Regions from separate parts of the Homo sapiens genome. Here region 1 is linked to region 2. Evidence: chromatin loops called from intact Hi-C (ENCODE). Cell type or tissue: ovary. All regions are shown on one strand. Each heading gives the region's core, and the rest is flanking DNA. Links, peaks and the distances in the headings are about the cores only.

The links. Peaks named below come from ENCODE experiments on the same cell type or tissue, not always from the same donor. Only the 100,000 strongest peaks of a DNase experiment are listed, where the experiment ranks them.
Region 1: it touches region 2 in a loop (5-fold over the local background); 5 of 110 quality-filtered maps call a loop at or near these places.

The regions. Positions count from the first base shown.
Region 1 is chr9:84,773,835-84,782,087 of GRCh38, forward strand. The region is part of intron 12 of NTRK2 (neurotrophic receptor tyrosine kinase 2); the gene reads left to right. Among named protein-coding and RNA genes, the nearest start is that of NTRK2, 110 kb to the left of the region's middle. In ovary, for the core only: no CTCF peak of the experiment used is centred there; no DNase peak of the experiment used is centred there.
Region 2 is chr9:84,408,862-84,417,114 of GRCh38, forward strand. LOC102724036 (a long non-coding RNA gene) reads left to right here and starts at 940. Exons shown (of 20, transcript XR_930042.2): 1 at 940-979; 2 at 3,221-3,337. In ovary, for the core only: no CTCF peak of the experiment used is centred there; no DNase peak of the experiment used is centred there; H3K27ac peaks cover 504 bases.

The sequences.
Region 1 (8,253 bases), core at 1,091-6,090, 360 kb after region 2:
TGTGCTTGGTTTTGTGCTAAGTGCTTTATGCATACAATCTCTCAACTCCTCAACATGTCTCTGTGAGATATGCATCATCATCTTCGTTTTGTAACTGAGGACATTGAGACTCAGGGAGATTTTGCTGATCTGCCAAGGTTTGTGGCTCCTAACGTCAAGTCTGCCTCAGGACAGTCATGTCCTAACTACTGTGCCTTCCTGCCCTCCCCTATGGCCTGGTTTCATTTCTTCCTTTGTTTATTCTCCTGTGACCCTCTCTGTCTAAATATTTTCTTTCTCTCCCTCATTCATTTGGCAAATGTCATCTATTGAGATGGCAAACATACCCAGACTGCTGGGCAGTCACTGGGAGGGGATATTCAGGCTTCAATGGAGGGGACTGGACCCATATTGAGTTCTGAAACATGGACAAAGTCAGAAACGAGGGCCAATGGCCTTGTCTCCAAGAGTGGTTTTCAGTGAGATGGATGCTGCCCCGGCCAGTTTTCAAGGGACACAGATTGACCTCACTTCTGAATCTCAACAGACAGGATGGAGAGGGGTCTCCATGTCTGGCACTTCATGTACTTTGTCTCGCTTAGTTTTATCCATGGAAACATTTGGTAGATGTCATTGACCCTTTCTGCACATAAAGAACTGGAGGCTCAGAGAGGTTATGTGACTTGCCCAAAGCTGCAAGGCTGTTCCAGGTGGTACTGATTTCAACACACAGCTCATTTCCAGAATCCAAAATCTTAGTGCTGGAGCTGTCATTCTCAAAGTGGATCCCTTAGAACACTAGCATTGGGGAAAAGGCTGGTTTCTGTAGTCCAGTGTAGCAAATGGAGCTTTCCATAGCCCGTCTTGGAGAAACACATTCTGCGTCAGCATATTATAGGGTCCATAGGAATCTTTTAATTCTATTTAAACCAGATTCACAAAGTGTATTTAACCACAGAAATCTTTTCAAAAGAAATAGTCACTAACATAATGAGAAACTAGCGCATGGAATAATGACATACACCTTACTGTCTCCCCAGTTGTAATTTTGGTAGAGAGAGGATGAAGAGAGAGAGGTTAGGAAGGAAAAAAGAAGACAAAAAGAAAAAAAGACAGTGGTGGAAGGAAAAGGGACACAGGAGGTACTCAAATATTTCACAATAAAATTCTAAAATACCTTGTCAGTTTTTCTTTTATTTCCGAGCCTTCTTTCTTGTGCTTTTCAAATTGGTACACAAATGTTTCCCTAAGTATATAAGATGAGATAGAAAGATTAATCTCTTTGGGCTGATGACAGTCTTAAATAATGGTCCATGAGGCTGAGAGAGGCCGTCTGTGCAGGTGACCAAGCCCTAACACCAAGATGTGGGAGCTGAGAGGTGGCATAGGGCCTGGGCCTAGAGGCACCTGCTCCTCTCCCTCATTGCCCAGAGAGAATTGAATCTGCTTTCCTTGGCTCCCACAGCAAGGAGGTGACAGAGCGGGGACAACTCCAGCCTCTTGACTCCCAGCCCAGTGTGTTTTTCCCTGCAGCACATTTATTTTTTTTCAGAGTCTGTCTTATGCTCACATATTATTTTCCCTGTTATGCTTAGCCCATCAGCATTTGCTTAGCCAGAGATATTGCCAGCAACATAAACCATAAAGATTGTAATTTGCCTGGTTTATTGCTTGCTACAGTCCACAGACTCTTGGCGTAACCTAGGACGGGCTTCTCCTGCATATTTCTTTTGCTCTTGGTTCTTTGAATAGAATGTGTATATAATTTGGAATCAAGACAAATTTATAATCAATATTGATATTTTTCTCTTATAAATATGCATATATTCCTAATCAGATATTTAAATGGACTTCCTGGGTTGTTATGGATATTTTTATTAAACATTTTATAGTTTATGCAGATATAAGAGTGACAATATGTATACAGTTTATATTTAGTTGCTGTTAGACCCTTGCTCTCAAAATGTGGTCCTTGGACCAATATCACTTAGGAACTTTTTCAAAATACAGATCTGGGGCCTCATCCCAGACCTACTGAATTCAAATCTGAATTTTAATGAAATTCTCAGGTGATTTATATGCTCTTTAAAATTTGAGAAGCCCTGATCTAGAGTACACAAAAAACATTAAGGCCAGTCTTCGTTTTGTTCATGCCCATTTTTCCCAGTTGCACATTTATATCTTTGACAGAGTGCAACAGCTCTGCACTTTTCATCTTAGAAACTTCATTGTGGGCTGTTTTCTACATTATTACCTAAGAGAGTATCTATAAAGCATCTCTGAGGCACACAGTTGGTACCTGTCTATCTATCCAACTAGATGGATAGATAGGTAGGTAGAGAGATAGATATAGATATAAATATAAATATAAATATAGATACAGACTGTTTAAAAGCTTTGTTATTTATTTATTTATTTTTTCTTTTGAGACAGAGTCTCACTCTGTCGCCCAGGCTGGAGTGCAGCAGCATGATCTCAGCTCACTGCAACCTCTGCCTCCCAGGTTCAAGCGATTCTTATGCCTCAGTCTCCTGAGTAGCTGAGATTACAGGCATGTGCCACCACACCCAGCTAATTTTTATATTTTTAGTAGAGATGGAGTTTCACCATGTTGGCCAGGCTGGTGTCGAACTCCTGACCTCAAGTGATCCGCCCACCTTGGCTTCCCAATGTGCTGGGATTACAGGTGTGAGCCACCATGTCTGGCCTGTTTCTTAAAAGCTTTATTAAAAACTATGAAATGTCTAAGATCTTACCCTACTTTCAAGCTAACAAGTTAGCCTGCCATGATTTCATAGATGATGGCAGAAGACATGAGATTTTGGGGTCAGAGACAGAGGACTCTATTACTTTTACACAGCATGTGGCATGAACAGCATATTTGTATCAATTCTCTCTTCCAAAACCCCATGAGTGTGAGGCAGGTGGGACCCAATGGATGCCTGCACATTCTCTGGATTGTGTTATAGGAGAGGAACCCTGAATTTAGGGAATCTGAATCTTTTAAAATGGACAGTAATTATGCCTGCTCTTTGTTTTGGAGACACTTTATTTTGGAAGGCTGTTCACTATACAAACATCTTTGAAAAGATAATCCAAAACAAAGGGCAGTCAGTACCTTTCTTTGTGAGATATACAGAAGTGCTAGAGAGAACTGTCTCCTCCTAATAGGTATTAGAACATCTTTATCATTGGGTTTTAGGACCAATAAATATTTTCTGGTGGCCATGGAAGATATATTTCCTAATACCTAGATTGTACTCATGGTTGTTTCTATCAGAAACTTTGAGGGGAAACTTCCAGTCTGGGCATTCAGTTAAGCCCCTTACAGGAAAAGAGAAGTTATAGAAAGGAAACAAGTGGGGTTGTGCATCATAAATAGTAGAGTCACTGGTAGCTCTTCCTAGTGTTGGTTGTCCCATTTTAGTACAGAACCTCCTCTTATTCTCAAGATGAGAGATGTGACACCGTTCAGAGAACTCTGGAGAAACTCTAACGGATGTTTACAAGATTGGAAAATAGTAGTAGGAAGAAAAGCAGAGATAAATTGGGGTTAATAATCATTTTCTAATACAGTAGTCTTGTTGTCCCTAAATGGGTTATCATGCAAAACAGTTAATTTCCCTTTGCTCTGGGTGTCCACAAAGAGCCTGAAACTTTCAGAAATATTGTAGAACAGATTTCTTCTTTGACTCAGAGTGTTTCTCAGCTCTCAAAGAACAAGAGAGTTTGGAGAAGGAAAAACGAATAGTTTTACACAGCATATGACAATAGTATGCTGAGAAATGTTCAGGAACTAGTACTCAAGGATACAGTGGGGTTGGGGTCCTAATTTGTAATGTTTGCTGATTTCCGCGGTGTAAACATTCCCACCATGAAGTCAGCCAGCTCAAAAAAGTCCTGAAAATTAGACAAAGAAGTACGAGCTGTCTCTAGCAAGCCATTGCAAAACAGTCATAATTAGCAATTTTTCGACAGTAAAGGTAGTTTGATCATGCAAGAGGTTTGTTTGTAGAAACTCTTTTTTGCAAGACCTTTTAAAATAATATATGTTCTCTTTGCCCCCGGTGATTCAAGCTAGATTTACCTTAAGGTAGGATGACAGCCTACATGATCTTTTGAAGTTCGTTTCAACAGTGCAATTTGATTTTTCGAAAAAGCTTTCCTGTCTGGTGCAGTGGCTCACGCCTGTAATGTCAACATTTTGGGAGGCAGAAGCGGGTGGACTGCTTGAGCTCAGGAGTTCGAGACCAGCCTGGGCAAAATGACAAAGCGCTGTCCCTACAAAAAGTTACAAAAATTAGCCCAGAGTGGTGGCGGGCACCTGTCGTCCCAGCTACTTAGGGGACTGGGGTGAGAGAATCGCTTGAGCCTGGGAGGCAGAGGTTGCAGAGAGCCGAGATCATACCACTGTACTCCATCCTGGGTGACAGATTAAGACCCTGTCTAAATAAACAAAAACAAAAACAAAGCCTTCCTTAAATTGTGGGTTTAACTAGCTGATTTGCTTCCTTTAAATAAATTGGCCACCAGCTCAGCTTATTTCTCTCCTATGGAAGGGCCTGTAGGTGCAGTCTGATTGTCACTGATATTTTTAGAGAAGCAGGAGGTTATTCAGACTTAACCAACCAGTGATGATTCCTTATACTTGGGTTATATGTAGAACCGTAGTGAATTACAACTTTGGACACAAGGTGCCTGCATCGTTGGTTGGACTGAGATCATGGTAAATCTTCTCTGCACTAATGAGGCTTTGTGCCTCTTCAAGAGACTTACCCTGGAATTCCCTCTGGGCTCAGTTTGGCTGTCGATTCTGTAAAGTCCCTCTCTGGAGGGCTCTATTGCTGTGTTGACAGCAACATTTTCCCAGAGAATATAACAGTGGCCCACACACTGCAGCTTCAGTGAAGCTCATGATGAGTAAGCCTCCCTCCTGCCTGAACTGTGCAGTTCCCGCTGGTGGACTGTGCCTTCACGGACACCGTGCAATGTCCCTATCTTCTGGTGTGTCCGTGCCTGTCATGTGGAGTTTGATACAGTGGACTGATTTCTTCTCTGCTGTGTCCTCTCCCTCCTCAATGTTGAGGGATATGTGGAGAGAGCAAACTTGCTGCACTTAGCCCACCCCAGTGAGATGCCCTTTTCATAGCCTTAACAGGCTGGTCTTTTCTTCTCCCAGCATTTAACAGAAGGGAGGACCTCGACTTTAATGCAGATTTGAGTGCCTCCTTCCCTCTCCCTTGGGTAATATTGATTAGAAGGCTTCAATTACTTATTTATCAGATTTATAAAATGCTTATCTTGCCAAGGTCTCTGGGCACATGGACAAGAGTAAAAATAAACAACAAGCAATAATAATAATAAAAATCCACCAAACATAGGTGCTCATTCTGAAGGCTCTACATGAATGCCATTGGAAGCCTGGTGACATTGATTTAGAGCTTCCATTACCACTTGACTTTTTTTTTCTTTTCTTTTTATAAAACACACCCACGTCCAAGGGGGCTTGTTCTCCTGCATAAAGCAAATGCATTAACAAGCAAAGAGATGGAACACATAGATTTGCTGTTGAGGCTAAGGCCAAATTGCAAAGAACTCATATGCCATGTTGCAGAGATCAGTTTCCAACCCCCTCATCTTTTCTTTTGTGGTGAAGGCAAAAATAGAAGTGAATCTTAAAAGAGGGCTTTGTATTGTCTGTCCCAAATTTTTGTCTAGACACACTGAGACAAATTAGCTTCAAAAGAGTTTTCTTGTTCTGCAAAAGGGGCAGAATTCTCTGAGGAGGGTGTGCTATGTCATGCCGTAGGGTTGCTGCACCTTTTTTTGTTTTTTTGACACTGACACAAGAACATCACAGTAGTTGTGGGTTGTTTAAAGGCTTAGCTGTGTGCTGATGATATTGTTTCTCCTCAACTGTTCAAGATCAAGAAGGTGAGGCATTTAATTAGATCAGAAAAGAGTGAGCAAGTTTGAAGAACTTTTCTCAACGTGTCAGATCTGAAATCTTAATTCCATGCTGGACTTTCTCTCTGGAGAAGCCTCCTTCTGTATTCCTGTTTACTTCTGATAAGAGTAAACAAATGGTAGAAATGCTAAAAGGGAACCAAGATACTCTGGACCACCAACACGTCCAGCATTAACAACCCACACCACTAGTGGGTCAGGTTAGCATTTCTGGCAGCTAGCCTTTATGATTAGAAAATAAGGCATTATAATGGGACTCTGCGGTTTTTTTTTTCCTTAAAAATCTGGTTTTGATTATTAACACTCTTGCCATTAGGGAACATTTGGTCTGAGCTACGTGTTAGAGTTCCACCAGTACAAGGGAAGAAAAAAAACCTGAGCTATCCCCTTAAAACAGTTGTCATACTATGAACCCCAGGCTCAATCTGACCAGTTGTTTGTTTTTGTAAATAAAGTTTTATTGGAATACAGCCCCATTCATTCATTTATGGATTATCTATGGCTGCTTTCATGGTACAGCAGCAGAGTTGAGTAGCTGTGACAGAGACCTTATGTCTCAGAAAACCTAAAATGTTTACTCTCTGGCCCTTCACAGAAAAGGTTTGCTGACCCCTGCCTTAATGGAACACATAAGCAAAATATCTAATGAAATAACCATCCACCTCCCGGACTTCCACATATTTTGTAATAGGTTGTGGAGATGGGGATCTTGCCCGGTTCAGCTTCTCTGTTTTAGTCAGGCCAGTCCCTAAATCAACGTAGGCAGATGCACAAGCAGTGAGATGGGAGCAGAAGTTCAAACTTAGGGGAATACCAAGGTCCAGCTCTGCGCAACTTTACCTTAAGAGTCTGTGATTCCCTCTGTGTACACTTCCATTTCATATACTAACATGGGTACTGTGTAAAAAGAGAAAGAGACACCTTCAAAGCTACCATCAGGGGTAGCGAATGGTGCTAGACCTCACTGGTCCATAGTTCCTACTTGATTAGGTCTCAGTTAAGAGCTAGTATATTAGATGGTTATACATGGAAACATAGGTGGATGTTTTTTCCTCTCTAAAAGAAAGCTATGAGCTATGAAGTTTTCTGGCTTGGATGGGTCAGTGATAATTTCAGGGGTATGGCAGACTTTGTGATATTTTCTTGGGAAGTAAAAGAAAAAAGGTATGGTTCTGATAAATATTCTGTCAGGAATTCTATATTTGAGTCTTTTTTTTGTTATAACATCACACTAATTTTTTTTATACAAAAGACTGTCAGGGTTCAGGGTGCAAAAGGGTAAATGTGCAGTCTTTGTATGTTCCATTGTCTTTTCTTCCTCTCTTCATAACTTTTGCAGAGAAGGCCAGCCTTGTTTGTATGTTCCGGTGTCCAAACCTTATGTGTACAAAGTAACTGTGTGGTTCAGTCAGAAGAAAGGTGATAGGAGTTTTGAGAAACTGGCATTTTGAAAAAGGGCAATTCCTGCCTCTGTAGGAGTCTTAGTACTTTTAGGATGTCTTAGGAGAACATACAACTGAACACCACCTCTAAAATTAATTTCTACTTACAGCTGAGTGTTTTTATGTATATGTTTTGTTGACGCTTCTTAAGAGTTCATAACATTCTCTGGTATATCATACTTTTCAGATCATAAGTATACTTTTTTCTTACTCATATAATAACTTTTCATATATACAAACATCTAATTCAAGAATTACCCATTAAAGACCTAGCCTTTTTTGCTTCCCGTTGAAAATGTGAATTTTGAGATTAATAAATAATGTATTTTAGTCATTTCAGTATAACATTCTTAACTTTGCCGGTTAAAAACAATACCTATTTTCAATGAGATGAATGCCCCCTGGTGGAAACAGTGGCAAATATTTGCACTGATTTGGGGGGCCCACAGACAACAAGAACAAGCATATCAAGTGTAATGATGGAACAATGTAGGCATATAATTGACATAGCTTAGAGAGTGTCTTTAGTTTTTTAAGTCTATACTTCATTTAAATGCAGTAAATAGAAGATAACATCAAATTGGGAGGGTCAAAACATTCAACAAGGAACTAACTAAACCCTTATTATGGCAATTTCTCTAGCGTCTTTCTTTTCAGCTTGGGAATCTCTTAGCTAGTAAAGTCATTTATATCAAGGCTCTTCGTAACGATTTTTTAATGGAGGAATTTTCAATAATACCTTGGAGGGTGTTCTAAAACTAAATAGTTGTATAAGAGAGAATTGCTTAAAGGATTATAAGATGGCCTCCAAGAAAACACACACACACACACACACACACACACACAAACACACACACCCACAAAC
Region 2 (8,253 bases), core at 1,486-6,485:
TGCGGGTGCAAGGCACAGGACTGGCAGGCAGCTCCACCTGCCGCCCCGTGCAGGACCCACTGGGTGAAGCCAGCTGGGCTCCTGAGTCTAGTGGGGACTTGGAGAACCTTTACGTCTAGCTAAGGGATTGTGAATACACCAATCAGCACTCTGTGTCTAGCTCAAGGTTTGTAAATGCACCAATCCGCACCCCGTGTCTAACTCCAGGTTTGTAAATGCACGAATTAGTGCTCTGTGTCTAGCCGATCTGGTGGGGACTTGGAGAATCTTTATGTCTAGCTAAGGGATTGTAAATGCACCAATCAGCACCCTGTCAAAACGGACCAATCAGCTCTCTGTAAAAGAGACCAATCGGCTCTCTGTAAAATGGACCAATCAGCAGGATGTGGGTGGGGCTGGATAAGAGAATAAATGCAGGCTGCCGGAGCCAGCAGCGGCAACTTCCTGGAGTCCTGTTTGACAGGGTGGGAGTTTTGTTCTTTTGCCCTTTGCAGTAAATCTTGCTGCTACTAACTCTTTGGGACCAATCAGCTCTCTGTAAAACAGACCAATCAGTTCTCTGTAAAATGGACCAATCAGCAGGATGTGGGTGGGGCCAGATAAGAGAATAAAAGCAGGCTGCCCGAGCCCGCAGCGGCAACTCGCTGGAGTCCTGTTTCACAGGGTGGGGGTTTTGTTCTTTTGCCCTTTGCAGTAAATCTTGCTGCTACTAACTCTTTGGGTCCACGCTGCCTTTGTGAGCTTTAACACTCACCACGAAGGTCTGCAGCTTCACTCCTGAAGCCAGCGAGACCACGAACCCACACTGAAGGAAGGAAACTCGGAACACATCCGAACATCAGAAGGAACAAACTCGACACGTTGCCTTTAAGAACTGTGACACTCACCGCGAGGGTCGGCGTCTCCATTCTTGAAGTCAGTGAGACCAAGAACCCACCAACCAATTCCGGACACAATCTCAGCACTGTGGGAGACTGAGGTGGGTGAATCAATTGAGGTCAGGAATTCGAGACCAGCCAGGCCAACATGGTTAAACCTCGTCTCTACTAAAAACCCAAAAATTAGTCCGGGGTTGGGGTGCAGGCCTGTAATTCCAGCTACTGGAGAGGCTGAGGCAGGAGAATCGCTTGAACCAGGGGGTCAGAGGTTGCAGTGAGCCGTGATTGCACCACTGCACTCCAATCTGGGCGACAAGAGGGAGACTCCGTCTCAAAAAAAAAAACTAATTGCCATGTGGTCGGGGTGGTGGTTTTCTTTTTTTTTTTTAGAAGAGTTTTTAGCTGGTTGAGGTAGTTCACATCGGTAATCCGAGTATTTTGGGAGGCTAAGTGAGTGGATGGCCTGTGCTCAGGAATTTGAGACCAGCCTGGGCAACATGGTGAAAACCTGTCTCTACTAAAAGTACAAATATTAGCTGGGCGCCATGACACATGCCTGTAGTTCCAGCTACTCAGGGAAGCTGAGGCAGGAAGAGCACTTGAGCTGGGGAGACAGAGGCTATAGGGAGCCAAGATCGTGCCACTGTACTCCAGCCTGGGCGACGGTGCCAGACCCTGTCTTAAAAAAATAAATACAATAAATGAAAACGGGATTTTGTGAGATTGTGATGGGTGGTAAGGCAGTGCAAAACAATATTACGTGCATTTGGGAGAATAGCCTTGATTTTGCTGAAAATCTGGATGACTGATAATGAAATAGGAAGGAACAGCAATATTTGAGCAAAAAAATCTTCAGAAGAAATATCTTCTTTTTGATTCGTAAGAATTTATAAGCATTTTTCATAGACAACTTCGACTTGTGTTGAATGTTCAACTAACTTAGACCAGAAGGACAGTTAAAAAAAAATTTTTTTTAAAGAAAGACAGCCGGGCGTGGTGGCTCACACCTGTTATCCCAGCAGTTTGGGAGGCTGAGGCAGGCAGATCACCTGAGGTCAGGAGTTCGAGAACAGCCTGGCTAACATGGCAAAACCCTGTTTCTAGTAAGAATACAAAAATTAGCCGGGCCTGATGGCACGCACTTGTAATCCCAGCTACTCAAGAGACTGAGGCCAGAGAATCGCTTGAACCTGGGAGGCAGAGATTGCAGTGAGCCAAGATTGTGCGATTGCACTCCATCCTGGGCAACAGAGTGAGACTCTGTCTTAAAAAATAATAATTTGATTATTGTTACCTATCAAACCTGAGTTTTAAACCTTTTGATTGTGTAAGAAACCTGAAGAGGCCTGAAGAAAAATTTTTCATAGTTCTCTGTTTTCAGGTATAGTGAGTTGATTAGTTAGCATTTTTAGTAAAAATGATCTGTAATACAGATTTTGCCTTTCCCTAAAAAATAAAGTTGCTTTCTAATCAGAAAGGAAGCAGAAAATTTCTGTTGGAACGCTTTTTATTCTGATTGCTATTGGAATTGCGGAGATTTACTGTTCTTGGAATAAGCACATTTACCCAATGAGGGAATAAAATCAACATTATTAATTATTTCAAGACAGAAAACATCTTGAATCATGAAAACTCTTAATTCATGGGTCTTAATCTTTCTCCTGGTTTCTAAGGGCTGATAGCTCATCCTGCAGAATGATGCCCCTGTGCCCTTGGAATGCTCCATAATTAATTAATGTATGCCTGGTGAGGTGATAGGCAGAGCAGGGGTGGGCGTTCATCCCATGCTGGGATTGCTTTGGTGGCTTAAATAGTCAGGGAGGTTTTTTGCTGGAAAGCTCCTTGGAGTGGGGAGGCCCAGAGGCCGAAGGGCAGAGGCTCAAAGTGGTGGTCACGGGTGGGTGGTTGCTGCTTTTGTCTCGGGGTCTTCAGTGTGACAGGGTCTCTCACAAGTGGATCAGATGGTATTTCATAGCCTCTGACTATTCTTTGGATTGTGTAGAATCAGAAACATTTCATAATTTGAGTCCTTGAGAACAGGCCTTTATTTGGGCACAGAAAAATTAGCATGCAGTTGAGAAATAGATTTGAAACACATGAGCGGGACTGCTTCGTTTTGCTTTTCTTCTGGTTCTTGGGCCGCTTCCATTTTAGTTTCAGTAAGTGAGGAATTTCTTAATGAGTTATGTGGTATTTACTGAAGGTTGTAATTCTGGCAAATGCTAAATAGAAAGTTTTTTTTTTTTTCCCCTCTTCCTCTGCCTTCCCTGATCCATAGTCTTATTTGGAGAGTTCTCAAATTGTTTGCCAAAACCAGTGACATAACTGGCTCCTTCCAACAGGCACCTGCCAAACCTGCACAGATTCCTACAGCAGCCAGTTCGCTCTGTCTCGAGGCTTCAGAGGAACACGAACTTCTCTGATGGAAGAGCCTTGTTCTAGAAGGGAGTGAAGCCTAGGTGAGCTAGGTCATTTGGCCTAACTTCTTATCTATAGCAGACTAGTACCTTGATATGTGAGTAGAGGGTAATCTTTCTAAAATACAAAAATGGCTTCATTGTTAAAAATTATAATGCTTACTGAAAAATGTTCTGCAAATATAACAAGAAGAAAGTAAAACACAAAAAAAACAAGCACCCCACTCCCAATTTCACCATCTCTGTGCAGGGTTCTGCAAGGTTTTGCTGTACATGTAGAGGTCATAAAATATATATTTTTTTACTTTTACTTGTTTTGAGACAGGGTCTCACTTTATGGCCCAGGCTGGAGTGCAGTGGCATGATCACGGCTCACTGCAGCCTCGACCTCACAGGCTCAAGCGATCCTCCCACCTCAGCCTCGCAAATAGCTGGGACCACAGGTGCATGCCACCATGCCCAGCTAATTTTTTGTATTTATTTGTAGAGACAGAGTTTCTCCACGTAGCCCAGGATGGTCTGGAACTCTGGATCTCAAGCAATCCTCTCGCCTTGGTGAGCCACCACACCTGGCCAAGGTTGTTAATATTTTAGTCTTTGCTAAAATAGGCCAGATGGTCTCTTGTCACAACTCAGCTCTGCAGCTGTAGCGTGAAAGCAATCATGGACAACATGTAAACAAATAGGCGTGGCTGTGTTTCAATAAAACTTTATTAGGGCTAGATTTTTGTATGCAGGCTATAGTTTGCAGACCCCTGATCTAAAATTACCCTCATTTATATTAGGTGCTCATCATTTCTAAATCTTTTTTCTCTCCTCATGTTTTTGTGGACATACTCATAGAGAAAAAAATAGAGAAATAATTTTATATAAATGAAAGCACTTTTTTTCATAAACCACGAAGGAGACTGAAGCACTTTTATAAAAATGGAAGCTATATTTAAAAATATTTTAAATTCAGTTTTACTGGAATTTAACTGAAGAAAATGAACTGAAATGAGACTGCAGGAACTGCTGAAATTCAGACCCATATTTCTTTACCACTGGTGATAATAGGTCCTAAAATATTTTGATAAAATTAAGAAGAAAAGAGATGATGAAAAGATTAGGGATTGTTTTGCTTGTTAAAATTCTGGTTTTCAATTTTGGATGCAGAAGTTGAATTTGTACTGTGACAAATCAGGAAATATGCATCTTTTCATTTCTCATGCCTCCTCTGAAGTCTCATTACTCATGCGATTGTTTTTAAATGGTCAAGGCTGACTATTTACATTCTCTTCTGTAACCAGAGTTACTTGAGTCCTTTGGTCTTAGATGTTTAAATAGACAGGCAAATGCCCAACACCGATTGTTACAGCAAGGCTTCTCCATTTATTTATTTATTTATTTGAGATGGAGTCTCACTCTGTCACCCAGCTTGGAGTGCAGTGGCATGATCTTGGCTCACTGCAACCTCTACCTCACAGGTTCAAGTAATTCTCCTGTCTCAGCTTCCCGAGCAGCTGGGACTACAGGTGCACTCCACACTCTGCTAATTTTTGTATTTTTAGTAGAGACGTGGTTTCACTGTATTGGCCAAGCTGGTCTTGAACTCCTGACTTCAAGTGATCCACCCGCCCTTGGCCCCCCAAAGTGCTGGGGTTACAGGCGTGAGCCTCCACATCCGGCTGCATTCCTTTGTGTGTGTGTGTGTGTTTGAGACAGAGTCTCGCTCTGTCTCCCAGACTGGAGTGCAGTGGTGTAATCACGGCTCATTGCAGCGTCAGCCCCCCCGGGCTCAGGTGATCCTTGCACCTCCATCTGGTGCAAGGACCACAGGCGTGTGCCACCACACTGAGCTAATTTTTGTATTTTTTGTAGAGAAGGGGTTTCACCATGTTGCTAGGCTGGTCTCAAACTCCTGGGCTCAAGCAATCTACCCACCTCAGCCTTCCAGAATGCTGGTATTATAGGCGTATTATATTCTGATGGAATGGTGCCCGGCCCATTCCGTGTGTGTATGTGTGTTTTCAAATATTGATTCCTCTCTTAATCAGCTGGATTTCATTACCTAGTAACTTTTTCAAGAACAATTTATGGGTGTTTTATTTTGGGATTTTCCTCTTAGCTTTATTCTAGATAAGGAGCACTTGTCTAGTTGTACAATTCCCAGGCCACACTTTCTATCAAGTGTCACATCATTTAACATCACAGTGTCTCCATTCAGTTTTAGACTGATTGGGTTTTGTGGAGCCACTTTGCCATCTCCCCAATAATGTGTGGCTGCTGCGTTTCTTCTGTTCTTTTCTCTTAGGAAAGGTCCATCTTTGAATTCATGCTGGCGGGATTACTTGGCTGTGTATGTTAGAATTGGGGTCGTCTCTTTTCTTAGAACCTCTTTGCCTTTTACCACTGGGTATTGTTTGGGGAAGCCTGAGTACAGGTTTTTTCACCCCTTATGGGTCCCTTCTTTTTCTTCCCGGATGTGGTAAGGAACCTTTCTTCATCGTTGGGATTTAATTTCTTCTTGAGAACGTGTGACATTATTAATCACATTATATCAGTTTATGTTATTCTTTTTTTTTTTTTTTTTTTTTTTTTAGACGGAGTCTTGCTCTGTTGATCTCCACTCACTGCAGCCTCTGTTTCCTGGGTTCAAGCAATTATTTTGCCTTGGCCTCCCAAGTAGCTTGGATCGCAGGCATGCACCACCATGCCCAGCTAATTTTTTTTTTGCTTGTTTTTTTGTATTTTTAGAGGAGACAGGGTTTCCCCATGTTGGCCAGGCTGGTCTCAAACTCCTGCCCTCGGGTGATCTGTCCGCCTTGGCCTCCCAGAGTGCTGGGATTACAGGTGTGAGCCACTGCGCCTGGCCCAGTTTGTGTTATTCTTCACGTTTAGTTCTCCCTTCATGTTACGGGAATCTTCTATTTTGTTCTATCTTCTTATTCCATTTATCAAGTTCTTTATCTTAAGGACACCCATTTTTGTCTTTGTTCCTGTATAATACTCTCAATTGCTTTTATAGCTTTGCTTTCCTTTGCTGTGATAGGCTCAAGCCTTTATTTGTTGTAGGTAATTTTGATTTTGGTTGCTGTCTTCTCCTCACAATTCCTACTCCTTATTTCTATAATGATGCTGTTTTGATCCCTCTGTTTCCTTAGTTTCACCATCCTCCCTTTCATTTCCCTTCATTACTTATTCACTTTGACTTTATTGTTTTATAAAATTCATGTTTTCTTTAAATTCTTTTGTAGTGGGAATCACTTACAGGTAATTAGCCTTCTTTTCCTCTGGTTATATTTTCTTTTCTTTTTTAAAATTAATTTCTTTTTTTTTTAATTTTTTTTTTATTTTTGAGACGTGGTCTCCCGTTGTTGCCCTGGCTGGTTTTGAACTCCTGGGCTGAAGCGATCCTCCCGCCTAGCTTCAGGCGTGAACCATCGCACCCAGCCTATTTTCTCTTCAATTATGTTGTCTGCCTCTCCCTCCCTCCTTCCCTCTATCTCTTTTTCTTGTGTTTTCATGCTGGCTTAGCCCCTGTGCCATTTATTTTTATCTTGATCACGCTTGGCATAAACCACTCTGTCCATTTTTTGGTGAGTATAATATAGTATAAATGAATTCTCTTGAATTTGCTGCCTTTTCTAAGATCTGTCTTTCTCTCTGACTTGCAGTCTGAAGACCGAATATTATTTTCTGTGTATTTTTGTGGCTTGTGTATAACAAGGGGGTGGGGTTGTGTGGCTGGGGGTGGAGGAGAGCTCTGCTGAGGTTCTGTAAAGCCTCCCTTGGAGGCCTTGGCTTGTCCTATGCCAGGATTCTCTCTGCCTAGGAGCGTCCTATTCCCAAGAAGGACAGAAACCCCAAGTGGGTAACGCTTCCCTACTTACCCCTGATGGTGTTCTTGCCTCTCCTGGGGTCCTGCTATTTTATAGTGGCAGCTCAATGCTTCTCCTCTTGAGGATTTCCTCCCTCCCCTCCCCTGGGCTGCTACACCTCCACTCAATTTGCTTCTCTCCAAATTAGGCCGGGTGCAGTGGCTCACGCCTGTAATCCCAGCACTTTGGGAGGCTGAGGCGGGTGGATTGCCTGAGGTCAGGAGTTCGAGACAAGCCTGGCCAACATGGCGAAACCCCATCTCTACTAAAAACACAAAAATTAGCTGGGTGTGGGGGCAAGCGCTTGTAATCCCAGCTACTTGGCAGGCTGAGGCAGGAGAATCACTTGAATCCAGGAGGTGGAGGTTGCAGTCAGCCAAGATCGTGCCACTGAACTCCAGCCTGGGCGACAAGAGCAAAACGTCATCTCAAAACAACAACAACAACAAAAACAAATCAAGTATAAGTGAGAATTTGAGACTTTTGTCTATGGACCTTTTTTCTTTAATAGTTTTATATTGCATATAAAAGATGGGGATTAAGTTAGGAACCTGTAATAGTTTTTGCGATGGAACAAACAACTGCAAACTCTCAGCAGCTTACAACACAAGTTGAGTTTCCTGCTCAGGAGTCTGCAGGTAAGTTCCACTCTGTGGGGTGTAGGCTGGGCTTGGCAGGGCCAGGCTGGACCCAGGCTTCAGATGGGTTCCAGGATGCTCCATGTCTCTGTTCTGGAACCCAGGATGGAAGGGAGTTGTGACCTGCTGGGATCACAGGAGCATGAAAGACCGAGTCCCAACACACAAGCACATTTAAAACCTCTGCGTGCATCAATAGCTTAACTCCAGTGGGAGGTACAGCAGCGTCACATGGCGAGGGACAAGGATGTAAAATCCTAGACATAGTAGGAAGTAAAGAACTAGGAGCATTTTCCAACTGACCCCAGAGACTCCGTAAGTTTTTTGAGAATCTTCTGTTTCTTTCATTTGCAGCCACTTTTGAAATTTAGGGCAGGAAATTATATTACTTTTCCTTGGTTGGAATTTGGATAACATTTTCTTTTGATTTAAAATAAAGTATTTGTTTTAGTAAGAATTA